Linked DNA regions of Homo sapiens: regions 1, 2, 3, 4, 5 and 6 are each linked to region 7. A link is a loop called in an ENCODE intact Hi-C map of the cell type or tissue named here. Cell type or tissue: HepG2. All regions are shown on one strand. Each heading gives the region's core, and the rest is flanking DNA. Links, peaks and the distances in the headings are about the cores only.

Evidence for each region. Peaks named below come from ENCODE experiments on the same cell type or tissue, not always from the same donor. Only the 100,000 strongest peaks of a DNase experiment are listed, where the experiment ranks them.
Region 1: a loop joins it to region 7, with 16 times the contacts of the local background. A loop is called at or near these places in 2 of 110 quality-filtered maps.
Region 2: a loop joins it to region 7, with 6 times the contacts of the local background. A loop is called at or near these places in 9 of 110 quality-filtered maps.
Region 3: it touches region 7 in a loop (2.5-fold over the local background); 3 of 110 quality-filtered maps call a loop at or near these places.
Region 4: a loop joins it to region 7, with 2.5 times the contacts of the local background. A loop is called at or near these places in 7 of 110 quality-filtered maps.
Region 5: a loop joins it to region 7, with 2.8 times the contacts of the local background. A loop is called at or near these places in 8 of 110 quality-filtered maps.
Region 6: it touches region 7 in a loop (3-fold over the local background); 5 of 110 quality-filtered maps call a loop at or near these places.

Annotation. Positions count from the first base shown.
Region 1 is chr3:197,273,128-197,277,486 of GRCh38, reverse strand. All of the region lies in intron 4 of DLG1 (discs large MAGUK scaffold protein 1), which reads left to right. Among named protein-coding and RNA genes, the nearest start is that of MIR4797, 19 kb to the left of the region's middle. In HepG2, for the core only: a CTCF peak has its summit at 458 (motif pointing left); no DNase peak of the experiment used is centred there.
Region 2 is chr3:197,456,369-197,460,727 of GRCh38, reverse strand. It overlaps LOC105374308 (a long non-coding RNA gene), which reads left to right and starts at 2,440. Exons shown (of 5, transcript NR_189108.1): 1 at 2,440-2,543; 2 at 2,945-3,100. In HepG2, for the core only: a CTCF peak has its summit at 2,234; DNase peaks (open chromatin) are centred at 2,217, 2,977 and 4,037; H3K4me3 peaks cover 2,057 bases.
Region 3 is chr3:197,420,491-197,424,849 of GRCh38, reverse strand. LOC105374308 (a long non-coding RNA gene) reads left to right here. Exons shown (of 5, transcript NR_189108.1): 4 at 3,772-3,870. Among named protein-coding and RNA genes, the nearest start is that of LINC02012, 87 kb to the left of the region's middle. In HepG2, for the core only: no CTCF peak of the experiment used is centred there; a DNase peak (open chromatin) is centred at 2,139; H3K4me3 peaks cover 722 bases.
Region 4 is chr3:197,313,585-197,317,943 of GRCh38, reverse strand. No RefSeq gene overlaps it. Among named protein-coding and RNA genes, the nearest start is that of DLG1, 17 kb to the right of the region's middle. In HepG2, for the core only: a CTCF peak has its summit at 1,608; a DNase peak (open chromatin) is centred at 1,683.
Region 5 is chr3:197,499,782-197,504,140 of GRCh38, reverse strand. No RefSeq gene overlaps it. Among named protein-coding and RNA genes, the nearest start is that of LINC02012, 7.7 kb to the left of the region's middle. RefSeq lists a silencer at 1,687-1,850. In HepG2, for the core only: CTCF peaks have their summits at 1,613 (motif pointing left) and 2,017 (motif pointing right); DNase peaks (open chromatin) are centred at 1,001, 1,625, 2,040 and 2,380; H3K4me3 peaks cover 2,007 bases.
Region 6 is chr3:197,259,870-197,264,228 of GRCh38, reverse strand. All of the region lies in intron 4 of DLG1 (discs large MAGUK scaffold protein 1), which reads left to right. Among named protein-coding and RNA genes, the nearest start is that of MIR4797, 32 kb to the left of the region's middle. In HepG2, for the core only: no CTCF peak of the experiment used is centred there; no DNase peak of the experiment used is centred there.
Region 7 is chr3:197,368,401-197,372,759 of GRCh38, reverse strand. No RefSeq gene overlaps it. Among named protein-coding and RNA genes, the nearest start is that of DLG1, 72 kb to the right of the region's middle. In HepG2, for the core only: no CTCF peak of the experiment used is centred there; DNase peaks (open chromatin) are centred at 569, 1,849 and 2,199; H3K4me3 peaks cover 771 bases.

The DNA.
Region 1 (4,359 bases), core at 163-4,162, 95 kb after region 7:
TGCCTGTGGTTCCAGCTGCTTGGGAGGCAGAGACGTGAGAATCGCATGAACCTAGGAAGCGGAGGTTGCCAAAGAACCCAGGAAGGCAAGATCGTACCACTGCACTCCAGCCTGGGTGACAGGGTGAGACTCCCTCTGGAAAAAAAGGCAAGATGAAAGAGTAGGAGGAATTTCCTGATTTAATGGGACATTTCAGTAGAAAAGGATGCACCCTACTCCTAACATCACAATACATTTCAACTAGACTAGAGATTCAAAGGTTAAAAAAAAAAAAACCATAAAAGTAAGATTTTGGGGCTGGGCGCAGTGGCTCATGCCTGTAATTCCAGCACTTTGGGAGGCCAAGCTGGGCAGATCGCTTAAGCTCAGAAGTTCGAAACCAGCCTGGGAAACATGGTGAAACTCCATCTCTACAAAAAATGCAAAAATTAGCTGGGTGTAGTGGCTCCCTCCTGTGGTCCCAGCTACTCAGGAGGCTGAGGTGGGAAGATCGCTTGAGTCCTGGAGGTCAAGGCTGGAGTGAGCCAAGATCGTACCACCGCACTCCAGCCTGGGCGACAGAGCGAGACCCTGTCTCCAAACAAGAAAAAAAAAGTTAAAAATTAAAAAAAATAAAAATTTTGATTTTTAATAAGGAAGGCTTTTCTAACCATGACCAAAAAACACCACAAAAATTAAAAGGTTAAAAATGCTGCTGACTTTATAGAATTTCTTTGTGGACTTTGACTTCAAATTTTGATTGTAGAACTTCTGAATCTTGAAAGATATAATACAAAGATAAATTATATATTAGGATGAAAATTTGTCACATATATGAAAAAGGATTAATTTTAATTTCCAGTCCTTTCAACTTAAGAAACTTCTTATAGAAACTAAGAAAAAGGCCCGTGTTCAATAGGAAACTGACTTAACAGTGTGAGTATTGTAGTTTGAAGAAGAAGAAATAAATGTGGGCCAATAAGCCTATGAAGAAATGCTCAGCCACACTTAAAAATGCAAATTACATTGACAGCAAGGATATTTTTAACAAATTTGATTGTCAGAGATTAAATAAATAGGAGGAAACAGAAGCTCCTGTACAGTTAGTAAGGGAGAATACAGTAGTGCAACTAATTTGAAAGACAACTTTATATTCGTATCGTTTGATCCAGCATATGCTCCAGATTCACCACAGATTATTGAAGGTATTTGTACAGGGATGCTCACTGCAGCCTTAATTAGTAGAAACCAACAAGGGATATAAAAGATTATCGGTAAGAGATCGGATAAACACATTATGGTAGAGCCATTTAATGCAAGATAAAGTAGCAGGCAAAATATATTCTGTGTATCCATTATGTGTTATTAAATGAGTGAAAGCAGGTTACATGTCAGGAGGCATAGTATGACTGTGTGTGAAAAGAAAACCATGAGGTTAGGCATGTCTGGAAGAATATACACATAGTCTGCTTTCAATAGTACTCTTTTAAAATTGATAAATAATTATACATATTTATATGGTGCTTGTGGTATTTTGATACATGCATACCATGTTTAATGATCAAATCAGGGTAATTGGGATATCCATCATCTCAAGCATTTATCATTTCTTTGTGTTGAGAATATTCCAGATTTTCTCTTCTAGCTATTTTGAAATATACAATAAATTGTTGTTACCTATAGTCACCTACTGTGCTATTGAACACTTCTAATTGTATTTTTGTACCCATTAACCAACTTGTCTTCCTCCCCTCCTTCACTGTACCCTTCTCAGCCTCTGATAAACTACCATTCTACTCTCCAACTCCATGGGATCAGCTTTTTAGCTTCCACATATGAGTGACAACATGTGATATTTGCCTTTCTTTGTCTGGCTTATTTCTCATAAGATATCCTTCAGGCTCATCCATGATGCTGCAGATGACAGGACTTCATGCTGTGTTATGGCTAAATAATATTCTATTGTCTATATATGCTACATTTTATTTATCTATTCGTCTGTTGAGGGACACTTAGGCTAATTCCCTATCGTGGCAGTGGTGAATAGTGGTGCGATAAACATGGGCATGTAGATCTCTCTTTGATATACTGGTTTGTTTTCTTTTGGGTGTATACCTCGCAGTGAGAGTGCTGGATTAAATGGTGGTTGAGAAATGACCATGCTGTTTTCCGTAATAGCTGTACTAATTTATATTCCCATCAGCAGTGTACCAGAGTGTCCCTTTCTTTACATCCGTAGCCAGAATCTGTTATTTATGGTCTTTTTGATAATAGCCATATTAAGTGGGGTAAGAGAATATCTTTTTTCTTTTTTTTTTTTTTGAGACAGAGTCTTGCTCTGTCGCCCAGGCTGGGGTGCAGTGGCGTGATCTTTGCTCACTGCAAGCTCCACCTCCCAGGTCCAAGCAATTCTTCTGCCTCAGCCACCTGAGTAGCTGGGACTACAAGTGTGCTCTGCCATGCCCGGCTAATTTTTTAAATATTTTTAGTAGACACAGGGTTTCACTATGCTGGCTGAGCTGGTCTTGAAGTCCTGACCTCGTGATCTGCCTGCCTCGGCCTCCCATGTGCTGGGATTACAGGCGTGAGCCACCGTGCCCAGCTTATTATGGTTTTGATTTCCATTTCCCTGAGTATTATTAGTAATGTTGAACATTTTTTCATATACCAATTAACCATTTGTATGTCTTCTGAGAAATGTCTAATCTGATCATTTGTGCATTTCAAAATCAGATACTTGCTTTTTTGTTGCTCCTTATATATTCTGGTTATTAATACTTGTCAGATAAATTGCAGATATTTTCTCCCATTCTGTAAGTTGTTTCATCACTCTGTTGGTCGTTTCCTTTGCTGTACAGGATCTTTTTAGCTCGATGTTATCTCATTTACCTATTTTTGCTTTTGTTGCCTGTGCTTTTGAAGCATTACCTAAAAAATACTTGCCCTGACCAACATCCTGAAGCATTTCCCCAATGTTTTCGTATCGTATCGTGTCGTGTCGTGTCGTGTCGTATTGTATCTTTTCAGGTCTTAGATTTAAGTCTTTAATCTATTTTGATTTGTTTTTTGTTACGTTTTCATATTGTGAGTAATGGGAGTCTAGATTCATTCTACATATGGATATCCAGATTTTCCCAGCACCATTTATCGAAGAGACTGTCCTTTTCCCATTGTGTGTTTTTGGCTTCTTTTTCAAAAATGAGTTGGCTTAAATGTGTGGATTTATTTCTGTGTTCTCTGTTGTGTTCCGTTGGTCTGTGTGTGTTTTTACATCAGTACCATGCTCACTTGGTGACTGTAGCTTTGTAGTAGGTCAGGTAATGTGATGCCTCCAGTTTTATTATTTCTGCTCAGGATTGTTCTGGGTATTCGGAGTGTTTTATGATTGTATATGAATTTTAGGCTTGTTTTTTCTATTTCTATGAAGAATGTCACTGGTATTTTATTAGGGATTGCATTGAATCTGTATATTGCTTTGGTTAGTATGGACATTTTAACAATATTAGTTTTTCCAATCTATGAACATGGGATATCTTTCCATTTTTTTTGTGTCCTCTTCACTTTGTCTTAGCAGTGTTCTAGAGTTTTCATTGTTGAGATCTTTTACTACTTTGGTTAAATTTATTCCTAGGTTTGTTTTGGTTTTTTTTTTTTTTTTGGTAGCTATTATAAATGTGATTGTATTCCTGATTTCTTTTTTGGATTGTTTGGTGTTGGTCTATAGAAATACTACTGATTTTTTTATGTTAATTTTTGCATACAGCTTTTTAAAAGTTGTGCCTGTTATTTACAAGTCCCCCCTTTCAGCCCTTCAGTGTTTATCTTATTGGGAGGGGAGTTTTCTGACTGAATGGTGTTAAGGGATACTTTTCCCTTTCTCTTTGACCTTGTGGTTTAATATTTTAAAATAAGCCATCTGCTTTAATTTGAGTGGAGTTTTAGGAGGCAGTAGAGTTAAAAGTATATATTCAGCCGGGTGCGGTGGCTCACGCCTGTAATCCCAGCACTTTGGGAGGCAGAGGCGGGCAGATCACTTGAGGTCAGGAGTTCGAAACCAGCCTGGCCAACATGGTGAAACCCCATCTCTGCTAAAAATACAAAAATTAGCCGGTTGTTGTGGCGGGCACCTGTAATCCCAGCTACTTGGGAGGCTGAGGCAGGAGGCCTGGGAAGCAGAGGTTGCAGTGAGCCGAGATCACATCACTGTCTTCCAGCCTGGCTGGCAGAGCAAGACACTGTCTCAAAAAAAAATAAAAATAAAAATAAAGAAAAAAATATATATATATACACACACATACACACACACACACACACACACATATATTCAGTGTACCAGGTTTAATCTGAAGTCCTCTAAACATTGACAAAAAATTTACTGAA
Region 2 (4,359 bases), core at 113-4,112, 88 kb before region 7:
GGTATTTTGTTGTTTTAAAAAATAAACCCTTGATTTGTTTTTGATTTCTTATTAAGGTCTTCTTCCTAAAAATAGTACAAAAAAATTCCAGTCACCTGAGAAACTAAATTATTTTGTGCTCATGAATTGAGGGTTTTTATTTTTTGGCTGAAATTGTTCCAGCATTTTCTTTTTGAGGTAAAATAGACATCTAAAATTTACCATGTTTACTATTTTTAAGGGTACTGTTCAGTGGTAATACATTTACATTCTTTTTGTCCCCTTCATCCTCCCCCTCCCTCTACTCTTCCCTGCCGCTGGTAACCACCATTCTCTTTTCTACCTTCATGAGATCTGCTTTTGGAGCTCCCACAGTTCTACTGTTTTCTAAAGGATTCTGCCATTGGAAACTGCTTGGTTTCAGGAGAGCACTCCCACCACAGTCAGGCCTCTCAGGAGAGTAGCGTCCATCACGGCTCCAATTATATAGAGACATGAACACCTGGTTCTGCTCCGGGTGAGGTTTTTCCTCCTGACCGCACCCCTCCTGACCACACACCTCCTGACCACACCCGTCCTCACTGCATCCCTACTAACCGCATCCCCTCCCGACCGCATCCCTACTAACCGCATCCCTCCTGACCGCACCCCTACTAACTGAATCCCTCCTGACCACATCCCTACTAACTGCATCCCCTCCTGACTGCATCCCTCCCGACCGCACCCCTACTAACTGCATCCCTCCCGACCGCATCCCTACTAACTGCATCCCCTCCCGACCGCATCCCTACTAACTGCATCCCCTCCCGACCGCATCCCTACTAACTGCATCCCCTCCCGACCGCATCCCTACTAACTGCATCCCCTCCTGACCACATCCCTACTAACTGCATCCCCTCCCGACCACATCCCTACTAACCGCATCCCCTCCCGACCGCATCCCTACTAACCGCATCCCCTCCTGACCACATCCCTACTAACCGCATCCCCTCCCGACCGCATCCCTACTAACTGCATCCCTCCCGACCACATCCCTACTAACTGCATCCCCTCCCGACCACATCCCTACTAACTGCATCCCTCCCGACCACATCCCTACTAACTGCATCCCTCCCGACCACATCCCTACTAACTGCATCCCTCCCGACCACATCCCTACTAACTGCATCCCTCCCGACCACATCCCTACTAACTGCATCCCTCCTGACCGCATCCCTACTAACTGCATCCCTCCCGACCACATCCCTACTAACTGCATCCCCTCCTGACCACATCCCTCCTGACCACACCCGTCCTCACTGCATCCCTACTAACTGCATCCCCTCCCGACTGCATCCCCACTAACTACATCCCCTCCTGACCACATCCCTCCTGACCGCACCCCTCCTGACCCCAATCCCTACTCACAGCCTCCAAGGCTACCAGGTGCTGTTCACATGTGGCCAGCACTGTTGGTGGAAGGCGCCACACCCAGTAATCCAGGTGTCGTCCTCCCGTCCAGGTCCAGCGGCCTCTTCCTGCTTCTGCAAGCCTAGTTTTTTCTAGTCTTTGGGAGAGGAAAGTCTCGTTTTGCAAGCACACTGCCTGGCCTTTGTGTCTAGCCCTGGCTCTGTGGGTTCTGTGAGTGTTTGTTTCTGACCAGTCTGGACTGGGGTGCCCTTCGGTGCCAGCAAGAGAGCAGCGTGCAAGGGAAATACACAGATCAACCCTTGGAGCTGTAATCTTGTCTGAATCCTGTCTGTTGTCTTGCCTACTATGTGAGATAGAAATGAAGATGGAAAAGGGTAACCCTCAGGGCAGCCCTGCACAGAAACCCCTTCCCAGAGGGCCACGGCTGAGGCACCACTCCCAGGACAGCTGGGCCTTGAGCTCCATTTGGTCTTTTCTTCCTGGGGAAAAAAGGCCCTGTGTGGCTGTTTGTCCATAATGTTAAAGAGAGCCTCTTGGGGGCCCTGGATGTAAAGGTAGAGGTTCTGAGTTTAGGACCCTGCAAATTGCCCCAATGGGAAGCCTGCTAGGAAGAAGAGTGGTTACCAGAGCCCAAATGCAGGCAGGCCAACCCCCTTCAAGGGACCCCCCGCAATGAGAAAAGGGGAACCCATCACAATGGCAGCCGTTCTCCACCTCACCAAGGCCTCTGAGGACAAGCGGGAGAGGAGGGGAGCCTGGTCTAACTGTGAGGAAAGAGCAAAGTACAAATGCTTGCCTTCAACGTGCCATGCTTTCTTTCTCCAGCAGGTGGTCTGGGCGCTGGCGCAGTCACCCGGCAGAGAGTGCTGCTCAGCCTTAGGGTGCCCGTGTGCAGGAGAGACAAAGCTTTTGTGCAGAATCTCAGCCTTAGGGTGCCTGTGTGCAGGAGAGACAAAGCTTTTGTGCAGAATGCCCCACCCTCGGCACTTGACAGGGTGAGTGGAGGGCATGTGGTATTTCAGCCTCCACCCAGCTGCTGAACAGACAGGCACACACTGAACAGCCTCACCCGCCACAGCCTTGCTCTCAAGCGTTCTGCTTTCCTGCATCAGCAGAAATAAGGGGACCAATTTATCATACCTGCTGGGTGCCAGGTACTTTATATATTATCTCCTCTTTTTTTTTTTTTTTTTTTTGAGATGGAGGTTTGCTCTTGTCACCCAGGCTGGAGTGCAATGGCATGATCTCAGCTCACTGCAACCTCCGCCTCCCAGGTTCAAGTGATTCTCCTGCCTCAACCCCCCAGGTAGCTGGGATTACGGGCATGCACCACCACGCCCAGATAATTTTGTATTTTTAGTAGAGACGGGGTTTCTCTATGTTGGTCAGGCTGGTCTCAAACTCCCGACCTCAGGGTTCGACCTCAGGTGATTTGCCTGCCTCGGCCTCCCAAGGTGCTGGGATTACAGGTGTGAGCCACCATGCCTGGCCTATATTATCTCCTTTAATCACCCCAACAACCATGTGAAGTGGGATTTTTATCTCCATTTTACAGATGACGTAACTACGGCTTTGGGATGTTACGCAACGAGTAAGGCCTTGTGAGTCTTCACAGAAAGGGACTGGCCTGGAGGCTCCGAGCGGTCAGCTAGTTCCCGTCACTGTTCTCCCCGGGAAGCTGTGGATGGGCAGTGACCCAGGCAGGGAAAGGGTAAGAATCGCTGCTTGAGGACCCAAGAGGCTTCACCTCCCTCCTCAGACAGGAACCCGGGAAAGGGCTTTGCCCGGGAAGGTCTATGATAGGGATTCTCACAGTGAGACAGGACCAGCATCTCCTGAGACAAACTACTGCTCTTGAATTTGAAAAGAATTCTCAAGTCTGCGTCTCATCTCTAATTCTTTCTACCACTGTGTCTTTTTCCCAGTTGGCATTGGCAGCCACGAAACAGCTTGAGGGGCCAGGCGCGGCGGCTCACGCCTGTAATCCCAGCACTTTGGGAGGCCAAGGTGGGCGGCTCACCTGAGGTTGGGAGTTTGAGACCAGCCTGACCAACATGCAGAAACTCCGTCTCTACTAAAAAAAAAAAAAAAAAAATACAAATTAGCCAGGTGTGGTGGTGCATGCCTGTAATCCCAGCTACTCGGGAGGCTGAGGCAGGAGAATCACTTGAACCCAGGGGGCGAAGGTTGCAGTGAGCCAAGATTGCACCACTGCACTCCAGCCTGGACAACAAGACCGAAACTCCATCTCAAACAAAACGAAACGAAACGAAACAAAACAAAACAAAACAAAAACAGCTTGAGGACCAGATAGGGCATCAAAAGCGGAGAAAGCTGGGGAACTCTGTGTCCTCTGAATCCAGTTCAGATGGAAAGGAAGCCCCAGAGGGAGGACAGGTGGGGGCAGCTGGAAAGACAAGACCAGGCTCCCCTTCTTGGGTGTGGAGGGAGACAGTGGTCGGGACCCCCAGAGAGGGCAGAGCACCGGGCTGGCCGGTGGGGTGGGGTTCCCCGCAGGAGGCCTGTGCCGCCGGCTGTGTGGCCTGCGGAGGAGCCTGCCGAGCCTGCCGAGCCCCGCATCCGGTGGGAAGTAGGAGTCTGGCACTTCCGGCTCGGGCTGCTGCAGCGGTTCCGGGCATCTGCGCTATTAGAATTCTCCCGGCTCGCGGCGGCCGCAGGAATCCAGTCACGTGGTAGACGTGGTGCCTGGGAGCCGGGGTCAGCGAGCGCTCAGTCTGAGAGAAAACGTGTTCCTTCCCCCTGAGACGTGTCCCGTGCCGGGCGATGGCTCGCGGCAAACCTCCGCTCCCACAGGGAAGGAGCCCTGTGAGGCCTGGCCTGGGAGCTCTCGGGAGCGTGGGTGGTGAGCAGGGACACGGGGACACGGGAAAATCACTTCTGCTGCTGATCAGGATGTTGCCAGCCTACCATTTCTGTCGGAGGCTCCTTACTGATACTTCCGCTTCCCTT
Region 3 (4,359 bases), core at 137-4,136, 52 kb before region 7:
GGGGAGTGCACTTAGCTCTGGAAATCTTAGCTTACAGAGGTCACTCCCATCTTTTCCAGATTCCCCCTTTTTCGTAGACTAACGATTTTTTTGGAGGGTACCAGGCACTTGTGCTTAGCCAGCAAGGAGTGGGGTGGAGTGGGTGGGAGGTGTGGGACTCATCTCAATAAAGCAGAGGCTGAGGACAGTGGAAATGAGGGCAGGATTCAAAGGAAGCAGCCCATCGAAGACACAGTGGATGAGCTCTACAAGGCTAGAGACACAGAGGCCCGGGGGCTCACACCCACCGCTAAGACTGAAGGAAGCGTATTCTGATAGGGACTAAGAGTACAATACGCGTGCATGTGTGTGTGCAGACACACCCCATCAGATAGTGCCCTCTGAATCTAGCTCAGGCTAGAAACCCAGACAGGATAGAGGCATTGGGTGGGGTGTTTGGTAAATTGCGCCCACTCGGTCACCGTAGGGACTAAGACTTGTTACATTAACAAGGAAATAGGGCAATTAGGCTACGACTTAGGGCAATGCTGCAAGGAAAAAGTGCAGAAGTGCGGACAGCTCTTTGTTTGTTTGTTTGTTTTTTGAGATGGAGTCTCCCTCTGTCGCTCTGTCGCCCAGGCTGGAGTGCAGTGGCTCGATCTCGGCTCACTGCAATCTCCACCTCCTGGGTTCAAGTGATTCTCCTGCCCCATCGTCCCAAGTAGCTGGGATTACAGGCGCGCCACCATGCCTGGCTAATTTTTGTGATGGGGTTTCACTCTTGTCGCCCAAGCTGGAGTGCCATGGCACGATCTTGGCTCACTGCAACCTCCGCCTCCTGGGTTCAAGTGATTCTCCTGCCTCAGCCTCCCGACACCTGCCTAGTTTTTGTATTTTTAGTAGAGACGGGTTTTCGACGTGTTGTCCAGGCTGGTCACAGTCAGCTCTTTGCCTGTATAGATTCACCCCATCCTCCTACTCCCATCTCCGGCCACCTCCATTGCCTCCTGCACTGAAAGAGGACTAGGGCAACAGGGACTCCATCTCCTCCAGCTTCTGACTGGATTCAGCCAATGAAGAGCCTTAGCAAATCAGGGGGAAGGAGAAAAGGGACTCCAGGGTGCTTATTTCCCTGGCTGCATTCCTATGCCCGTGCCCTGGGCTGGTCGTTTTCTTCCTTTAAGTGCCCCCCAGCTCCGCACAGCTGCCTCTCTTTCCTGGTTCTGGGAGCCCATCCCTCCTCGGGTCCTGAGCACAGCTGCCTCTCTTTCCTAGTTCTGGGAGCCCATCCCTCCTCGGGTCCTGAGCACAGCTGCCTCTCTTTCCTGGTTCTGGGAGCCCATCCCTCCTCGGGTCCTAAGCACAGCTGCCTCGCTTTCCTGGTTCTGGGAGCCCATCCCTCCTCGGGTCCCTTAGGACTTAGGGATGGTCATAGGTCTGCCGCCGCCAGCCCTGAGGTTCTGAGCTATTTTTTTCGTTCTCCTACACTCCAACCTTAAGTTTATTATTAGTTAGCTTTTTATAAATAAAACCTCCCTGAGTTACCCTAACTTGACAGTGCCATTTGTCTCCTGTTGGGATCCTGACTGATACAGATATAATTGTATTTCAATATGATTACTGTTTTGTTTTTAAAAATACTGTTGGGAGGGCTGGGCGCTGTGGCTCATGCCTGTAATCCCAGCACTTTGGGAGGCTGAGGCAGGCGGATCACTTGAGGTCAGGAGTTCAAGACCAGCCTGGCCAATATGGCAAAATTCCATCTCTACTAAAATTACAAAAATTAGCTGGGCGTGGTGGCAGGTGCCTGTAATCCCAGCTACTCAGGAGGCGGACACAGGAGAATCACTTGAACCTGGGAGGTGGAGGTTGCAGTGAGCCAAGATTGCGCTATTGCCCTCAAGCCTGGGCAACAGAGTGAGACTCTGTCCAGCCCCCCCAAAAAAATTTAAAAAATACTGTTGGGAGTTCTGCTAAGCTGGGAGAGAGAGCTGAGCTGTCAGGTGTCAGAGTAGCCCATCACAGCAAGAATGAGCCAAAAAAAAAAAAGTAACAGTGCAGCCTTTAATCACTTGCTATAACAGTGTTAATATAAACAGGAGGCTAAAGCCAGAGAAGCCGCTGGCTCTCCTGTTTCATTTTCCCCATGAAACAGTGCACCGTTCAAGGGTCAGGTGGATCCGTGCAGATGTGGCGGACATTGCACTGTTGAGGGAGCCCCCAACCAAAGGCTCCAGCAGTTTTATGGACCCTGGGGTCGGGGTGTGGGGTAGAGTGGAAAAATCCTGGGTGCTGATTCAGAGTGGGGAAGCATGTCTTCAGGGTTCGCCCTCCTCCCCCTGGTAAAGAGGCCTCGGAAGAGGCACCTGAAAAAAAACCTCAGCCGAAGGCCTCAGAGAAAGAGATTTAGGAATGAAGACACTGGGCTAGGAATGCAAATATGTGAAGAGCATAGCATAGCAGGGCTGAGTCCTTAACTCCCCTCAGAGCCTCCTGTGTGCTGGCTGGGCACCAGGTCTGGTGTGGGGAGGGGAGCTTCCCCAGGAGGGCTGCCAGGTCAAGCCTCTGCCATTGCTTGCAGTCAGACCTGAAAAATCACACATAGGTGTTTGACCAGGAGCCAGACTCGTCAAATACATACACCCCACAATGGAGCAGGTGCGCCAGAATGTTATCCGTGGTTTCTCTTGGTCAGGGCCGTCCAACAGACATGTGATGTGAGTCATATATATGATTTTACGGTTTTTAGTAGCTTCTGAAAACAGTAAAAAGGAACAGGTCAAATTAATTTTAATAATATATTTGTTGGCTGGATGGGTGCAGTGACTCACACCTGTAATCCCAGCACTTTGGGAGGCCGAGGACGGGTGAATCATCTGAGGTCAGGAGTTTGAGACCGCGTGACCAACGTGGCGAAACCCTGTCTCTACTAAAGATACAAAAATTAGCTGGGTGTGGTGGCGGATGCCTGTAATCCCAGCTACTCGGGAGTCTGAGGTAGGAGAATTGCTTGAACCTGGGAGGCAGATGTTGCAGTGAGCCAAGATCATGCCACTGGACTCTAAAAAAAAAAAAAAATTATGTATTGTCCAATATATCCAGAATGTTATCATCTCAGGCATGTAATGAGTATTTTTGAAAGTATTAATGAGATATTTTACATTTTTTGAACTAAATCTTCCACTCCGGTGTATATTTTATACTTACAGTGCATCTCCGTTCAGATCAGCCGCATTTCCAATGCTCGGGAGCAGCGCATGCTTACTTGCTACCGTGTCAGAGGCGGCACTGGGCTAGGCGATGGGTGGGCTTATGAATTCTTAAAACATATATTTCCACGTTTTCTACCATAAATGTGCATTTTACATTTTATTTAGAAAATTATAGTCTATAAATATAATCTTATCTAGGTTTTGTTTATTTTCTATTTTATTTTAGTAGAAATTTCCTCTTTAAAATCCGGGCTTTGTCTGCATCTGTGGTGGTCTAAGAATAAAAGGGGCTACTTCCTTTTTGAGAGAGTGAGCCCAGAAAGCATCGACTGGGCAAGGACTACACTCGGCTCAACTTTGGAACCTCAGGAAGAGGTCCTCGTGGTGGCAGACAGAGGGGACTGCACCAGGGTGGACACCTGGGTGGGAACCTGGGCGGGCCGAGGCCTCCTCTCTGCCTGGTGCGGCTTCCTGCATAGGTCTGACCACCACTCAGACCAAAGCCACCCCGCCCCAGAACTGGGGTCTGACCAGACATCTCTCACTGGCCCCCACTTACAAATATGCAACTCTTTCTTAGCAGCTGCATGTCTTCAAGGAATGATGGGACACTATGTTTAAGCTCCAGAAATCGAAGCAGGACTCAAAGAAGCAGGCCAGTTCTGCTCTGCCCCCAAAGGTGAGTGCTTACTCTTTACTGCTGCATTTTGGAACAGTAAAAAAATAATCGTTTACAGCAGAGCATCAGAGAATGCACAGTCCAAGGCTTATAGGAAATACTTGCAGGTTGGTTAGCTGGTTGGCTAGTTGGTTGGTTGGGAAACATCTGCTGTGGGAAGGTAGAAGAGAATTGGCCCTGTGGCTAGAGACAGCTTGGAAATGGAAAGAACCCTGAACTGGGCTCAGGACCAGGTCCCCTGACCTCTCTATGTGACCTTGAGCAATGCACTTCCCTACCTGGGACGTCATGTTCCTCCACAGACAGGGGATTAAATAGGTATCACGAGATAACTTCTGAGACCCATTGCGGTGAAAGCATTTTGTGATTTTTGCCTCTGGAGGAAGTATTGAAAAGTCAGACAGTCCAAAGATGAATTTTAAAATGACTTCCAAGTCTGATTCCTGGGACAGTTGGGGCCAGAAGAGGAGAACAACCTGCATTTACCAT
Region 4 (4,359 bases), core at 99-4,098, 55 kb after region 7:
CTTAGGTCCTTAACACCTAGTAGTAAGGATTACTATGTATCAGGCAGTGAGCCTGCGCCAGGTACAGTGCTAATTACTTTACCGACATTATCTCATCCAATCCTCACAACATTCCACTGAGATGGGAGGTCTTGTTACACATTTTGCAGGTAAGGAAATGGAAGTGCAGAGAGGTTGACTTGTTCAGATCACAAAATTAGTATCCTGGTGCCAACATTCCAGTCCAAGCAGGATGACGCCGGAGCCCACACGTTTGACACCATGCCATACCAGCACCACAAAGGGCATCGCACAATTCTAGGGGAAAGAAGGAGGGCTATTTATATTTTATGTACTAGGTTTTGGCTACAAAATTCCCTCTTATTAAATCATAGTTTTAGCTACTTTCCAAAAACCACGACTACCTCTTTCTGGTTTGAAAAAGAAGCTTGGAAAAGTCTCCACTATGCTTACTTACTACAAGACCTCAAGGACTGGTTAAGATGAGTCATCCGCAGCTTGAAAAGCAATGTACTTGGAACTAGAAGACACTGATTATCAGCTCTGTTGCCTCAGGCAAGTCACTTCTCTGGGCCTCGATTTCTTCATGTGTAAACCAGGGAAAACAATAACTAACTATAAGGAATATGTAAGAAAACATAAGTGGAAGTGGTTTGTAATCTGAAAAATAATATATGAATTTGAAGGAACTTTTTATGTTTACTGAGGGAGGACCATTTAAAAATGGATTTGATATTACTTATATTAATTTAAAATTTAAGCAGCAAGATCTGATCATTCACTGTGTTTACTGTCAATGATGACTTATATAACACTTTCACTTCTGAATAAGAATTTTGGTATAAAGATTTATTTTCTTTGAGGGTAAAGTTTAAAAAGACTAGAGAGTACTTAAGCTGCCAGCCTTTGCCCTGCTTATACAGAGTGCTGGCAACAGAGGCTGATGCTTCATAAAAATAAACCTTTAGAAGTTTGTACATATACCATAACACTATGCATCAATATTTTTAAAATGTACACCTCTTAATCCAGTAATTTCACTTCCAAGAATTCATCTTATGGATAAACATTTGTTTATCTAGCATGGTTTTTCATAATGGAAATCTGGAAGCAACCAATTTAATAAGTATGGCCATTTGATAAAACACTCTATGGATGATAAAAAAACTATTCTGTAAAAGATTGGTTTCTTATTTACCTGAGAAATTATTAATTTGGGGAAAATAAGTACTAAAAAGCAAAGTTTTAAAAGGAGGCTACAAAAATAGAATGACCATCAGCAATTGATCCAGCAATTTCACTTCTGGGTGTATACCCAAAAGAATTAAAGGTAGGGTCTTGAGGAGATAATTTGTCCACACATGTTTATAGCAACCAACAATAAAAACAACCCAAATGTCCATCCATAGATGAATGGATGAACAAAATGAGGTACATACATACAATGGAATTTAATTCAGCCTTATAAAGGAAGGAAATTCTGATACGTGCTACCACATGGTTGGACCTTGAGAACATTATGCTAAGTGAAATAAGCCAGCTACAAAGAAGACAAATACCGTATTAGTCCACGTGCATGAGGCATCTAGAGCAGTGGAATTCCTAGAGGCGGAAGGTAGAACAGCGATCGCTCGCAGCGGGGAGAGGGAGGAATGCAGAGACACTGTTTAATGTGTGTACAGGTTCAGTTTTGCAAGATGAAAGAGCTCTGGGGATCGGGTGCACAACAATGGGAATGTACATAACACTGCTGAACTGTACACTTAAAGATGGGTAAGGCCCAGCGCGGTGGCTCACGCCTTTAATCCCAGCACTTTGGGAGGCCGAGGCAGGTGGATCATGAGGTCAGGAGTTCAAGACCAGCCTGGCCAAGATGGTGAAACCCCATCTCTACTAAAAGTACAAAAATTAGCCAGGCATGGTGGCAGGCACCTGTAATCCCAACTACTCAGGAGGCTGAGGCAGGAGAATCTCTTGAACTCGGGGGGGCAGAGGTTGCAGTGAGCTGAGATCACGCCAGTGCAGCACTCCAGCTGGGGTGACAGTGAGATTCTGTCTCAGAATAAAAAAAAAAAGGGTAAGATGGTGTATTTTATATCTATTTTACTATAATTTAAATTTTTTTTAATTTACAAAGATAATGAAGAGTTAATGAGGCAGATAGGAAGGAGTGTTTTAGGCCCCCCAAAAAATGATGTTAAAAAATATGGCAGCACGGAAGAGCATGGTACATTCCGGGAACTGGATAGGAGTTTTTACGGCTGGATGTGCCAGACAAGATTGGGACTTTATCTAGAGAAGCAGCATTGAGTTGATTTGCTTAAGGTCACTCATGAAATTGTGGGCAGAACACCGACAGGATCACTCAGACCTGATTCCCAGCTTGGAAGGTGTATGTCTGTGTAGACATGTGATGTATGTTTAACAATCATCATAAATGGGAAACATCTAAATAAAACGCCGGTATCACAACATTTAACATTTGACGCATTAACTGAGTTGTAACATACATCTTCCCGGGGGTAAATATCCCTTGTATAGATCCTTAATTTTCTGTCATTATCATGCACCAAGCCTTTTTGAAGCTATAAAATAAATGTAAATTCCTTAAAAAAAGCAGACTACAAAATAACATGTATGATACTATTTTTCTAAGAAACATATATATATATATATGCATGGAAAATACTAGACATATCTACAGCAAATGTTAGTTGGCTGTTATCTTTGGCTTGTGTGAGTTTGGTTAATTTTTTTTTTCTTAGTGCTTTTCTGTTTTCTAATGTTTCTTCACTGAGCACATAAACTAGAAGAAAATATTAAAGAAAAAGGAATTCTTAGGTGCACCCCATAAAATGGCAGATCTTTAAAGAATGCTTTGGTAATGGTGTCAATCACTTCTTTTGATTCCAAGAAGTAATAATCCTCATATAGGTGAGCTTGGATCTGCAGAAGGAGCTGGAAATGTCAAGAGAGTGGCTGTTAACCAGGAGAGCCCCAGTCCTTACTACCACCTTCTTCCCTCTCTTTTTCTCTTCCTCACTGTGCCATCCATCCCTGTTAGTCTCCTTCTCAACTAGGGTGACTTTCTAGTAACCCAACACTTGTTTGATGGGCTCGCTCCCCAGACAGCCTTATGCCAAGGTGTTTAAATACCCTAGGAGCAGTATGCTGGGAACTGGAAGGTTTCTCATGAATGGGGCCATCTTAGAGAACTAAATTCAGCTTAGAATTCACTGTTTTACAAAATGAGGTCATTTTGCCTCAAAGAAATACAAAAAAAACCCTCAGAGACTATCACCAATACTTCTATGCACACAAACCAGAAAGCCTAGAAGAAATGGATAAATTCCTGGAAACATACAACCTCCCAAGATTAAGCTAGGAAGACATTGAAACCCTGAACATAATAAGTTCTGAAACTGAATCAGTAATAAAAAGCCTACCAACCATAAAAAGCTCTGGACCAGATGGATTCACAGCCAAATTCTACCAGACATATAAAGAAGAGCTGGTACCAATCCTACTGAAACTATTCCAAAAAATTTAGGAGGAGGAACTCCTCCCTAATTCATTCTATGAGGCCAATGTTATTCTGATACCAAAACCTGGCAGGGACACAACAAAAAAAGAAAGCATCAATATCCCTGATGAACAGAGATGCAAAAATCATCAACAAAATACTAGCAAACTGAATCCAGCAACACATCAAAAAGCTAATCTACCACAATCGAGTAGGCTTTATTCCTGGGATGCAAGGTTCATTCAACACATGCAAATCAATAAATGTGATTAGAACCAGAAATAAAGCTGCACACCTACAACCATCTGATCTTTGACAAAGTCAGCAAAAACAAGCAATGGGAAAAGGATTCTCTATTCTATAAATGGTGCTAGGGTAACTGGCTAGCTATATGCAGAAGATTGCAACTGGACTCTTTCCTTTCACCATATACAAAAATCAACTTAAGATGGATTAAAGACTTAAGTGTAAAACCTAAAACTATAAAACCGTAGAAGAAAACCTAGGAAATACCACTCTGGACATAGGCACTGACAAGATTTCATGATGAAGATGCCAAAAGCAATTGCAACGAGAACAAAAATTGACAAATGGGACCTAATTAAACAAAAAAGCTTCTGCACAGCAAAACAAACTACCAACAGAGTAAACAGACAAACCTCCAGAATGGGAGAAAATATTCGCAAACTACTCATCCAACAAAGGTCTAATATCCAGAGTCCGTTCTTCCAGAAGGAAACAATAGACACAGGGGGCCTACTGGAGAGTGGAGGGTGGGAGGAGGGTGAGGATCAGAAAATTATCTATCGGGTACTATGCCTGTTACCCAGGTGATG
Region 5 (4,359 bases), core at 81-4,080, 130 kb before region 7:
CTAAAAAATTCTTTCCCGTCCCCACCCCAGCCTTTCTGAGAAATGCAGACACTGTAGCCCAAGGGTGTTCTAGAGGCACAGACAGAAATGGGGACCCACTCAGGGTTGAACCACAGCAGCCAGAGCCCACTTTCAGGCTCATCCTAGAGGCCTAGGGCAGAGGAGGGCACTGCCTTCTGCAGGCCCCCTTCCTGACTGCTAAGTGCAGAACAGACTCCACAGCCCTGCATCACCACCTGACTGGAAATCCCTGAAGATTTCCTGAGTGGATTAAGAAATTATTCGCCAGAAGGCCTTAAGCCTAAAAGCCTAGACAAGTCCATCCTAGACAAAGAAGGGGTTTTTTGTTTTTCTTTTTTCTGGAATACAAACCCTCAAAATCATCCAGGAGGATCAGCCCATTCATTCATTCAGCTTAGGGGAGGGGAATGGACCAGTTCTTCCTGCCCTGGTTATCTGTGTTTGGGATCTTCATTTATTTATTTTGAGACGGAGTCTTGTTCTTGTTGCCCAGGCTGGAGTGCAGTGGCACGATCTCTGCTCACTGCAAGCTCCACCTCCTGGGTTCAAGCAATTCTCTGCCTCAGCCTCCCAAGTAGCTGGGATTACAGGTGCCTGCCACCATGCCTGGCTAATTTTTTGTATTTTTAGTAGAGACGACGTTTCACCATCTTGATCAGGCTGGTCTTGAACTCCTGACCTCGTGAACCACCCGCCTCGGCCTCCCAAAGTGCTGGGATTACAGGTGTGAGCCACCGCGCCCGGCCTGGACTCTTTCTGTTAGCACTCAGTTTGTCCTACCCAGGCCCTGGCTTCCTGTGTTTTCTCTTTAAGCATTCAGGGTTGAGAGTGATCTATAATCAGGCTGCAGGATATCTATGGTAAGATTTGATTCCCAGCCTGAAGGAGTTCCCAGTCCTGTGGGGCTGAGGGCGTGAGGGGGTGGAGCAGATAGGACGCACCAACCTGGAGAGCTGTCACTCAGGACAGCCTGGGCTATAGTGGATGTATGAGCAAAGTTCATGGCAGCCCAGGAAGGAGCAGGAAATTCTCACTGGGGAGGTAACGGATGCTCCCTAAAGGAGGTTGTGTTTCAGCTGGGACTTGACAAGTGAAGAGGGTTTTGACAGATAGAAACAGGAGGTGGGGCACCTGACGGGACATTTCCCAGCTAGCAGAGCAGGATGAGAATGGCTTAGCACCTCAGGGGGATGGACTCTGAAAGGAAAGTGGATAATTTGGGGAGGCTTGAAGAACTCCAGCCCCTGGGAAGAAAGGGCTGTTAGGAGTGCCCCATCCCCCAGGACATTGTTCAGACAGCTCTGTCCTGTCAGAACCAGATCACTCTAAGCTGGACTGTGAAAGCCGTCCAGCCCCTTGGATCCTAAACGCACCGCACATGAATCTCCTGGGAAACTGGTTCAAAAACAGAACCAGTAAGTCTTGAGTGGAGCCCAGGAAACTTATATCTAAAAAGCGACTCAAGGCACAGCAAGGAAAAGGGGGGTCAGAGAAGACGGGGATGCTGCATCCCGAGTTAGTGACAGACCTGGGGCTAGGCCTGGGAGAGGGAGAGCTGGAGCACCTGTGGCTGTGGTTTTTTCTGTCCCCTGGTGGCTACTAGGAGTGAAACTCCGGGAGCAGAAAGGGCCGGAGGGCTTGTTTCAGAAGTGCCAGTGTGGGGAGATGCAGGCAAGTTTTCCTCCCCTTCTCAGAGACATCAGGACAGAGAGGAGACAGGTGTGCTGGGAGCCTGGCAAAGGCCAGATGGCCTGCTCGAGTGTTCTCATTAACAGGATGAAGAAGGGCGGAGCCCCCAGTGCAGATCCTTCCAGTTAGGCACTTGGATTGTGGCACTGGCTGGTGGCCCGGCCTTCCCACAATTTGTAGTTGTGTGTCCTGCAGTGGGCGACTCCACCAGGCTGTGCCAAGCCTGCCAGCTTGCTGTGCCCTCTGCCCCTCGGAGCTGCAGCTTTGCTCACTGTCCTCTCCTTGGCCAGGAGGGGGCAGTCAGCTGCCTCTCTAGTATCCCTCCTGCCTTTAGTGTTGAGGCTGGGACGCGTCAGGGAGGTGATTAAACAGGGCAGGGCTTTCTCAGACCCATGGCAAGAGGCCTAAGTTTCGGTTCCAGTTCCATGTTCTCAGTTGCAGACTGAGCCACTGGGGGTGGCTGAGGAGAAGCAGCATGCCCCCATCCCGGTTTTCTAGTGCTCAGGTACTTGGCTTCCAGGTGCCTAGCTAGCCTAGACAAGCTGGGACTTGGGGGCAGAGATTGCTGCATGTTCCTGATAATTCATTTTCCCCTTCTATAGGGATAGATCCACCAATGTTCAGCTGAGCACATGGCTGCCATAATAAAGACTACATTTCCCCAGATTCCCTTGCAGCTAGGGGGTAGTCATGTGACTATGTTCTGGCCAATGGGATGTAAGCAGAAATGGTGGTACAACAGTTTCCAGGAACCTTCCTTAAGGGGAGCTTATATGCATCTCCTTTGGCTCCTTCGGCACTTCATCCTGCAGCCTGGAACTTGGGATGCTGCCATCTTGGGCCATAAAGTCAAGATATTTATGACATTGCAACAAGATAGTGTTTGGATCCCAGACACTGGGGAACCACATTCCACCTTTGACCCCTCATTCAGATTTTATGTGAGAAGAAATAAACTTCCACCTTTTCTGCATTATTACAGTTTTGGAATTATTTCCTTGTATGCAAAGCAAATCCTAACTGAACCCCTAGTCCAGTTGGACAGGAGATGAGGAAGCCATCGCATACACATGGGGGCAGGAAGCCACATCTGATCCTAAGTAATAAGCATTTATTAAGTGCTTCCTACACGCCAGGCCTTGGGTTAAGCATGTTATATGCATTATCCCATTTGATTCTCCCAGTGATACTATAAGGCAAGATTTATAATCCCAATTTTATAGATAACTAAAATGAAGCTTAGGTTTAAATATCTTTCCTAGTTAGAAAGTGACAGGATTCAGAACCAGACTGTCTCTAACTGCTGGGTGCAAGCACTTACTGTTCCTCAGGCAATGAAGAGGGCTCCTGCCATGCTGGCCACAGCCTCCCTGACATCACCTGGGCTATGAAGAGGCAGCTCCTCTTTGATTGAAAGGAGAGATTCATGAGGTTGGGACTGAGCCAAAATTGAACACAAAACAGGCTGAGACAATAGGCAACCAAACTCTCATCCTTATTCTCTGAACAAAATTCTTAAACTTGAAATATTTTAGAGGGCTATTTCTCCTCCTTCTCCTTCTTCTTCTTATTTTTGAGATGGAGTCTTGCTCTGTCACCCAGGGTGGAGTGCAGTGGCCCAATCTCAGCTCACTCTAAACTTTGCCTCCTGGGTTCATGCGATTCTCCTGCCTCAGCCTCCTGAGTAGCTGGGATTACAGGCACGTGCCACCACACTTGGCTATTTTTTTTTTTTTTTGTATTTTTAGTAGAGACAGTGTTTCACCATGTTGGCCAGGTTGGTCTCGAACTCCTGACCTCAGGTGATCTGCCTGCCTCGGCCTCCCAAAGTGTTGGGATTATAGGTGTGAGCCACCATGCCTGGCCTAGTTCTTTTTTTTTTTTTGGAGATGGAGTCTCACTCTGTCACCCAGGCTGGAGTGCAGTGGTGTGATCTCGGTTCAAGAGATTCTCCTGCCTTAGCCTCCCGAGTAGCTGAAATTACAGGTGCCTGCCACCACACCAGGATAATTTTTACATTTTTAGTAGAGACGGGGTTTCACCATGTTGACCAGGCTGGTCTTGAACTCCTGACCTCAGGTGACCCACCTGCCTCGGCCTCCCAAAGTGCTGGGATTACAAGTGTGAGCCACCATGCCTGGCTTAGTTCTTCTTAATGAAAGTGTCCTCTCAGAAGCATCCCCAGTGAGACCACCTCCCGTTTAGTGGCTGAGCTAAGAAGACTCAAGACTCCTCTTCTTCCACCTCCTCCCTCTATCCCCACCTTCCTTTCTCTCTCCCTCTTCCTCCTCTCCTCACTCCTCCTGTTCCTGAGGATCATGGAGGTGGTACCAGAGGCTCCTTACGCAGCATGGCCTACCACCAAGTGGGCTTTTGTTAATCTGTTTAGCTTCAAAGATATCCATGAAGCAGCAACCACTAAATGTCCAAGAAATAATGGATTCCATCTGGGCAGCCAGGAAGCCTTGTTACTATTCCCTCTTCTACTACCAACTGGCCACATCGTCCAGGCAGCAAACGCCTTATCCTTTCTGGGCCTCACTCTCCTCATTGGAAAACAATAGTAATAATAATAACAGCAACATCTAACACATCTTTTTTTTTTTCCTCACAGACAAGGTCTGGCTATGTTGCCTAGACTGGCCTTGA
Region 6 (4,359 bases), core at 201-4,200, 110 kb after region 7:
CTGATGTTTGAGGTCACAGAGATTAGATCATTAAAAAGTGGTTGTGGTTATGATGACCCTAGACATCGGAGATGAATGTGAGGAGTTTAACTAAAATTTGTTCTTTGAAATGTGACTGGAATAATATATTAGACATACTATTTTAATGTGTTGTTAAGTAATTATATGTTAACTGATTAATTTGGATATTTGACTATTTCATCTTATTCTTACAGGTTTGTAATTGAGTTGGCAAACTTCTATTTTTACTGGGAAAATGGAATGTCTAATTTTCAGGATTGTTTCAGGCTGTTTTCAATTTTGTAATCACCTATAGTTTAAATATTAGAAAGGCCACTCATTAATTCAGCAAACATTGTGGTCACCCTGCTATCCCCCAAGATGATGGGGATAAAGTGGTAGGTATTTGAGACATTTCTTTTCTTTTTTTTCTTTTTCTTTTGAGATGGAGTCCCACTTTGTCGCCCAGCCTGGAGTGCAGTGGTGAGATCTCGGCTCACTGCAGTGTCCACCTCCTGTGTTCAAGTGATTCTCCCACCTCAGCCTCCCGAGTAGCTGGGATTACAGGCATGCGCCACCACGCCTGGCTAATTTTTGTATTTGTAGTAGAGATGGGATTTCACCATGTTGGCCAGGCTGGTCTCGAACTCCGGACCTCAAGTGATTCTCCCACCTTGGCCTCCCAAAGTGCTGGGATTACAGGTGTGAGCTACCATGCCCAGCCTCATGAGACATTCTTGAGTCTTGTCCTGTTGGACCTTAGAATCCAACGGATTTAAAAACTGAAACATAGGCATGGTATAAATTCAAGGACTCTTAGGAGTCATTGAGTTTTTTTATTTTACAAAAGAGGAAGTTGAGACCCTCCTCCCACCCCCCCGAAGAAAATGACTGCTTAAGTTACACAGGCTGAATGATATTTCTAACTTGCCGTAGTGATTTTCAGCCTTTTCTATTATGAAGTCTGCCAAACTTAGGGATGCCTGCCCTCTCTGGGCTAGACTACTCTAGATGTGATAAAAATTTCACAAGAGAAACTTCAGAATACTAAGAGAGCAACCAGGTAAAGGGTTTTACATACCTCCTTATTTTTCTTCGCAAAATGCAATGCCTAGTCAGTACTTAGATATCACTTCCATTGTTTTCAGTATTCTGCTTAAAAATGATAAACTTTATTTAGGGAGTTATGAGCCTTGAGCCTTATATGAGCTTTACTCTTTCATGTTGGGAGCAAATGATAATTGCAGGGGTGGGGTGGGGAAAAGGGAGTACTCAACAGAGCATGTAATTTCCAGGCTATATCCTGCATGGGATAAGGGATGTGTTGGCCCATGATGACATTTACATAGCTACATACATATGTATTTAGGTCTGAGAGGAGAAAAACCATTTTTTCCCTCTGCTCTCAACACAGCACACTTCTGTGCTGACTAGATGTGTGAGGAGGTTTTTGGTGAAGCTTTTCCAGTGGACACCTACTGGGTGTCCTATAATTCAATTCTGACACTATCTGCTTGGAGGTAGTAGTAGTCTCTACGTAAATACAGTTCTGGCAGTGTCTACTTGGAGATAGTAGTAGTCTCTGAAGTATAGTGTCAGATCCCACAGGTTGGGGGCTCAGCCCCACAAGACTGCCCCCATTTAGATGGAAATAGTAGATTGTGACCTATGCTTCTGACTGACTAGTTTTAAATTGGGGTTCACACAACCCCTTCCTTGGGTTTGGTTAATTTGCTAGGATGGCTTACAGAACTCAGGGAAATGCGTTTACTAGTTTATTATAAAAGATGTTATAAAGGATACAGATGAACAGCCAGAAAAAGAGATACATAGGGCAAGGTCTGGAAGGGTCCCAAGTGCAGGAGCTTCTATCCTGGTAGAGTTGGAGTCCTCAGCCTTCCCAGCTTGCCTTTGCCAACCCAAAAGCACATCACATGTTGTTAAGAGTTTTTATAGAGCTTGATCTCCAGCCCCCAACCCCTGCCCCTTTCCTGGAGGTTGGTGGGTGGAGCTGAAAGTTCCAGCCCTCTAACCCTCTAATCCTCTAATCCCGTGGTCTTTCTGGTGATGAGCCTCATCCTGAGGCTTTCTAGGGGTCTCACTTTAAGTTACCTCATTAGCATTAGCTGTGATCCAAAGGGCTTGTCATGAACAAAAGAAGACCTTCCCATTACTTAGGAATTTCCAAGAGTTTTAGGCACTCTGACAGAAACAAAGACCGAATATATTTCATATTATACCACAATAGATCTATAGCTGTAGCTGGCATTTACTGAGCACTGTTGCACTATTTATTGCCACTATTGACCTAACAAGTCAGCATTATTCTAAGTGCCCTGTGTATATTATTTAATCCTCACACAACAGCCCCATTAGATAAAGTAAGGTAAAGTCCCATTGGGCCTGTCTCAAGTATACCCTGTTAGGCTTTAAATAAAAGGCTGTAATTTGATACATACTAATAATAGTAATAACAACATTGATAATGCTTACTATTTGATAGGTTCTACCAAATGGTATCTATGTATTAACTCCTTTTCATAACGCTTAACAGTGAAATGTGGTTTAGTCTGAAAGTTGTTAGTGCAGTCCATGTGTATTTGAAATGTTAGGAGGAGGAATGGGGTATAAGAGGCAAGTAGGAACAGTTCAGTTGTTTGAACTTGAGGTCATTCATAATATCTGTAAACTGTGAGGAAACTTTGTGGACAAAAATTGCAGATAATACTCTTCCTTATTATGCATTAAAAATTTGTTAGAAAATTTCTTGGATTTTAAAGGTTTTTACAGACAGGATCTCACCCTGTTGCCCAGGCTGGAGTGCAGTGCTGCAATTACAGCTCACTGCATCCTCAAACTCCTGGGCTCAAGCCATTGTCCAGTTTCAGCCTCCCAAGTAGCTAGGACTACAGGCGCAGGCCACCACATGTAGCTAACTTCACTATGGCATTTGTATAGGGGAGTGTGGCTGGAAGCTTATGATACTGAAAGCCAGTTGCATATCCCTCTGCCATGTCCCCTGTGTCTGTTAGCCTATCTAGCTCCAGTCCTAATGATCTTGGAGACAGGACATGAATTCACAAAGTTAGTTGACTTAAAAACAAAGACTTCTTGAGGAGTTTGAAAGGTTACATAGTTGTAACTATCTTTTTGTGGTGGTTTTTTTTGGTGTGTGGGGGATCAGTGAAATGGATTTAGTAAGGCAGTAAAGTTAAAATTTGCCTTTGTTGGTAAAATGTTATTTATTCACTTTTTTAGCAAAGAAAAAAAGGCAAGTTTTAGAGATAATATTTTAAATTATTGTATTTTGTTTTTCCTGCTCCCCTTCTCAAAAAACCACATGGAATATTCCATTCATTACTGCTCGAGAAAGTCATTACTTTGCAGGCTGCAGTTGCTGAAATGGTTTAGTGGAAGAAATGTTTGCTTGCATATTTTTAGTGATTTTTTTTTTTTTTTTTTTTTTTTTTTTTTTTTTGGTGGTTGTCATTTGAGTATCCAAACTGTAGCTAACGAGGAGAAGCAGATTTAAATTTATATCGGGGGAACCTCTTTGTGGAGCATTTCATCAGATGACTTCCTGTCAACCTCATATCTTGAAAAGAGGGATTAATGAAACAGCATCTGAAGAAGCAGTGGACTCTTGTGGAATAAACCCTGACATCTTCCACAGTGTTTTGTGGGATAATTTCAAGTTCTTCAGATACAGATTACATAAAGAAGATTGTAGGGCACGTGACAGACTCTGGTTTCTTGTATTTTAGATAGTAGAAAAATTGCTACCTCTAAGAATGGATCCTGGAGAGATCTAGTTACAGTTATAACTTCTTCATTTATGGTTTTATCTCACAGCTTTATTTATTTTTATTTACATGTTTTGTTCAACTAGGCAACTTAAAATAGTTTTGCTTTATGTATAAAATATTGTAATGGTAGAGTAATGGATTGCCTGTGCATTGTAACCACAAAGGTAAGATATAATATGCTTTTCTGTATTTCATTGTTAGTGACAGATGTGAGAGACCCTTTGTTCAGTGTCTTTTAAAAATAAGGTGTAACCATTGTTATAGATTTGAAAATAGATGTGTGAATCCATGTGATGCTTAGTTTATATCCTTTAGAAAGGGCGGTATTTTGAAATGTGTTTTAGATAGCCAAAAGCGTGTTGCACAGATGTTTTTTCCCTGAGATTTACAGGAAGCCTTTCTCCCAGCAGCAAGGGTCTGTAAAGTCCTGATTATATTTAAATCTTCTCAGTGTATTCTCAGAGCTACTCTTCTCCCCTTTGTGTCCCAACATGCCATGCTAGTTGAAAGTATAACTCGTTTTGAGAGCATTTTCTGGACTCTTCCATCTATT
Region 7 (4,359 bases), core at 274-4,273:
CACAGGTGCCCCAAACATCCCCGACCCAGGCCAGTTAATTTTGCTGTCCTCTGTGGCTACAGGTTCTACACTCTATCCAAGGTGTAACTGTTCAAAGAAATCTCAGAATCCACAGTTGCTGACCTTTTCCTGAAATGTGTTGCTAATCGAGCCCGCAGAGCAAGTTTCTGTGCCTAGTTACCTTTGCCATTGCCTAACCTCCCTCACCTCTGGGTTTGCGGTGTGAGAAAGGAATGTGTTTCCTAGAAGCAAAGAATGGCAGAGCCTAGGGGTTTGGGGAGGGAGGACTTCAAAATATGGAAACCATCTGGTTCCACTCCCTTCTTTTACAGACTAGAAAATGAAGGCCAGGAAGGGGCATGTCCTGCCCAGTGTCATCTCGGGAGCCACTGGGAACAGAGTCCAGAGCTCCAGCCTCCTGGCCTGTCTTTTGATGCTCACTCTGAGGCATTCAGCTGTTTCCTCCTTCAAGAAAAGCCAGCCCCTCCCGAACCTCTTACTGACAGCTGTGTGCCAAGAGTTTCTAATTCTTATGACAACACAGCATAGGAATTGGGCGTGTTTGGTTTTCTTATGTACAGAAGCATAAAAAAGATCAAAGCACTTACAGTTTGATGATGTTCCTAAATGCAAGTTCAAATTGCTGAGTTAAACAGCCAGCAATTCTTTTAGAGCCTTTCCGGAGCAATTACTCAAGATGGAATTAAACTGTATTTGCCTTTGATTCCTTCTCATCCCTCCCTCTGCCTGAAAGGGGGAGAAGCAGGACCCAACAAAGAAAATCTTGAGAGACAGTTGTTAATTGCAGATTTTTACCTGCCTGATGTTCTTTGGCTTTGCACATTAATTAAATCAAGACCAGGTGTCTTGCAGATGGGTTAGCTGCTGGCTATGGTATGAGATTAATAGATCCCAGCAAATGGGTAAGGGAAAAAGCTCTTGAGTTTTATGGGTCATTGATGCTGCTTCTCTCAGCAGAAATTACCGCAGAGAGAGAAAGAACTCCTTGAGCTTAAGTGGCCTAGTTCATTAGAGAGCTTCCACAGCTGCTCACATGTTAATCACCTCCAGAGCCCAGAGAACAGGCAGATCCCCTCTACAGTAGACCTGAATAAGCCATCAGATCTGAAGGAAGTCAGACCTCAAATGATTGATTATTCTAAAGGAAATTGCTTCAGGATTTGAAGGTTTGTGACCTGGGCCAGAGGCTGCCGACAGGACCCTAAGCAGCAGCTGGGAGTCAGTGGCGTGACCAGATGCTAGTCCCCTGTCTACCAACCCTTCCTCTGCGATAACTTTCCTACCACTGCCAAAGCTGAGAAAGGGGTGATAGAAACAGAACCAGGCTTTTCTTGAGACAGAGTTTTGCTCTTGTTGCCCAGGCTGGAGTGCAATGGCGTGATCTCACCTCACTGCAACCTCCACCTCCTAGGTTCAAGCGATTCTCCTACATCAGCCTCCTGAGTAGCTGGGATTACAGGCATGCACCACCACGCCCAGCTAATTTTTTGTATTTTTAGTAGAGAAGGGGTTTCTCCATGTTGGTCAGGCTGGTCTCAAACTCCCGACCTCAGGTGATCCACCCACCTCAGCCTCCCAAAGTGCTGGGATTACAGGCATGAGCCACGTGCCCGGCCAAAACCAGGCTTTAGAAGGTGCTCTGGCAGTTTAGAACACAGTTCTGCTCCTACAGGCCAGGGCCCTCGCTCTTATCCCAATAAGAAGGACTTTGTATTCGAACACGGAGTGATGCCCCCATCCCAGCTCTCTCGTGGCTTAGGGTGTCCAATTCCATTGGCAAGGCCAGGTCAGGTTTCTGTCTGGGGGATCCAGGGTCAGTACTGAGGCCAGGATGAAGCAAGGGTAGGGGGACGCTGGGGCAGAGGGAAACAAAGGTCACTTCTTATTTACAAAGGACACATTTGTTCTAGCGTGTCAAGCCCTGGGCTTATGCACAGTACTGGACCATTCACTGGAGCCCTGAGCTCACACTAACAAACTGAGCGGTTCCAAATGCTTCTCAAAGGTCTGCCTTCCATGGTGACAATTCTGATTCACCATGGCTGGGATGGATTTCTGGGTGAGACAGATGATGAGCAACCAGGAGCCATGCAAGGCCCCCCGAGTCTCACCCACATGCTATTTGGAGGCAGGCACACACACTTTTTCTTTGAGACTGCAACAGACCGTGAACACACATTGGTTTGTGTAACTTGAATTCCTTTCTAAAGAACCCTGGACCTAGTCCACCCTCCCCTACAGTCAGTAAACCAAAATGTCATGGCTTTGGAGAGCTGGTAGAAATGACGAAGCTGCATCTGGCAGCTAATAGTCATGTCATGTCGTTCTCATCCCAGAAACCAGCAAAGTGGTTAAGGTAGTAATTTAATCTGCTCATTTTTTGGTTTTCTGCCAACTCTTTTCCCAAACCGATTCCCCAGCTGGTCCCTTGGCCCCATGAAACTTTCATCTGTGCTCTTCAGATGGCTTCCAAAGTAGAGGGACTCATAGCTGGGGTTACTTCTAAAAACTGGGCCCAGGGGCCAGGCACGGTGGCTCCTTTAACACTAGTGCTTTGGGAGGCCAAGGCGGGCAGATGGCTTGAGCCCAGGAGTTTGAGACCAGCCTGGGCAACATGGTGAAACCCCATCTCTACAAAAAATAAAAAATTAGCAGGGCACAGTGGTGCCAGCTACTCAGAGGCTGAGGTGGGTGGGAGGATCACTTGAGCCTAGGAGGTCAAGGTTGCAGGGAGCTGTGATCATGCCACTGCACTTCAGCTTGTGCGACAGAGTGAGATCCTGTCAGAAAGAAAGAAAAAGGAAGGGAAGGATGGATGGGGAAAGGGGAGGGGAAGGGAAGCGGGGAGAGAAGGGGGAGGGGGGTGGGAAGGGAAGGGAAGGGAAGGGAAGGGAAGGGAAGGGAAGGGAAGGGAAGGGAAGGGAAGGGAAGGGAAGGGAAGGGAAAGGAAAAGAAGAAAAAGAAAAATTGGGCCCAGGGAAGGGACCTACCTGGAGAGGAGAGTGGAGCAGGGCCAGGGCTGGACGAGGCAGTGAGGCATCTAACCTCAATAGGTAAGGAGGTGATCTCAAGGTCCCATGACCACAGCACTTACATGACCTTGACAGTAAGTGCATCTGTCAATTTTGCATCCTAGGTGCCTCACTTGCCTCACCCTCATGTTTGCCCTGGTGTGGAGGATATTTCTTTTTTTTTTTTTTTTTTTTTTTTGAGATGGAGTCTCGCTCTGTCACCCAGGCTGGAGTGCAGTGGCACGATCTCGGCTCACTGCAAGCTCCACCTCCTGGGTTCACGCCATTCTCCCACCTCAGTCTCCCCAGTAGCTGGGGCTACAGGCGCCCATCACCATGCCCAGCTAATTTTGCTTTTGTGTTTTTAGTAGAGACAGGGTTTCACCGTGTTAGCCAGGATGGTCTCAATTTCCTGACTAGTGATCCACCTGCCTCGGCCTCCCAAAGTGCTGGGATTACAGGCGTGAGCCACTACACCCAGCCGGTTTGGAGGATATTTCTATTCCTGAAGGAAGTAGTTCACTTCACTGGTGTGTAAGCCCTGGGTAGCTTTCTAAAAAGATACCAGTGCCAGGCCAATTCCATCCAAACCTTTAGGCATGGAGCCTGGGCATCTGGGACTCATCCACAGGGGAGTCAACTGTGCAGCTGGGTTTACCAGCTTCTAGCCCAAGGGCTTGCTCTGGGCCACAGGTAATAGATGGATGTTCTGCTGCCGTCTGGCCAGGGCTCAGTTGTCTCTGACTTGTCTCCTTCAGGATTTTCTCTGTGCCCCACAGGTCCCGAGGTCTGGCTGAACTTCCATACAGACTTACTCAGGCCGTCTGCTCTTGGCTACAATACCAGGCACAAACCTCTCCCCCAACTCCCAAGATACCAGCCGGGCTGTCAGCTAAGTTCCATATCAGCCTCTAGAGTATGCAGAGACTTCCCATGGTATATGCTGCATTTTCTTTGATGTGGCCACAGATACCCCCAAATACCTTGGCAAATAGACCAAATATCCTTTGCAAATAATACCCCAAATACCCGAGAACAGAGTGCTCCCCTCAACTTATTGAACACATCTCCTCCCAGACTGGAACCCAGGAAGACCCGTGCTCATCTGAATGCCCACCTCCCCCTTTCCCACCATCCTTGGAAATAAAAGAGCTGCCTCCCCCTCCCCCTTCCTGCCTTGCAGGGATCTCCCATACACAAAACTCTGTGATCTAATCCTCCAGGCTTCTAGAAAATCCCCTCTCCTTAGCACTTGGCTTTTGAGCCTATTGTCATGTTTGGGATTCACGAAAATTTAATTCGACAGTGAAACCTCAGCAATGGCAGA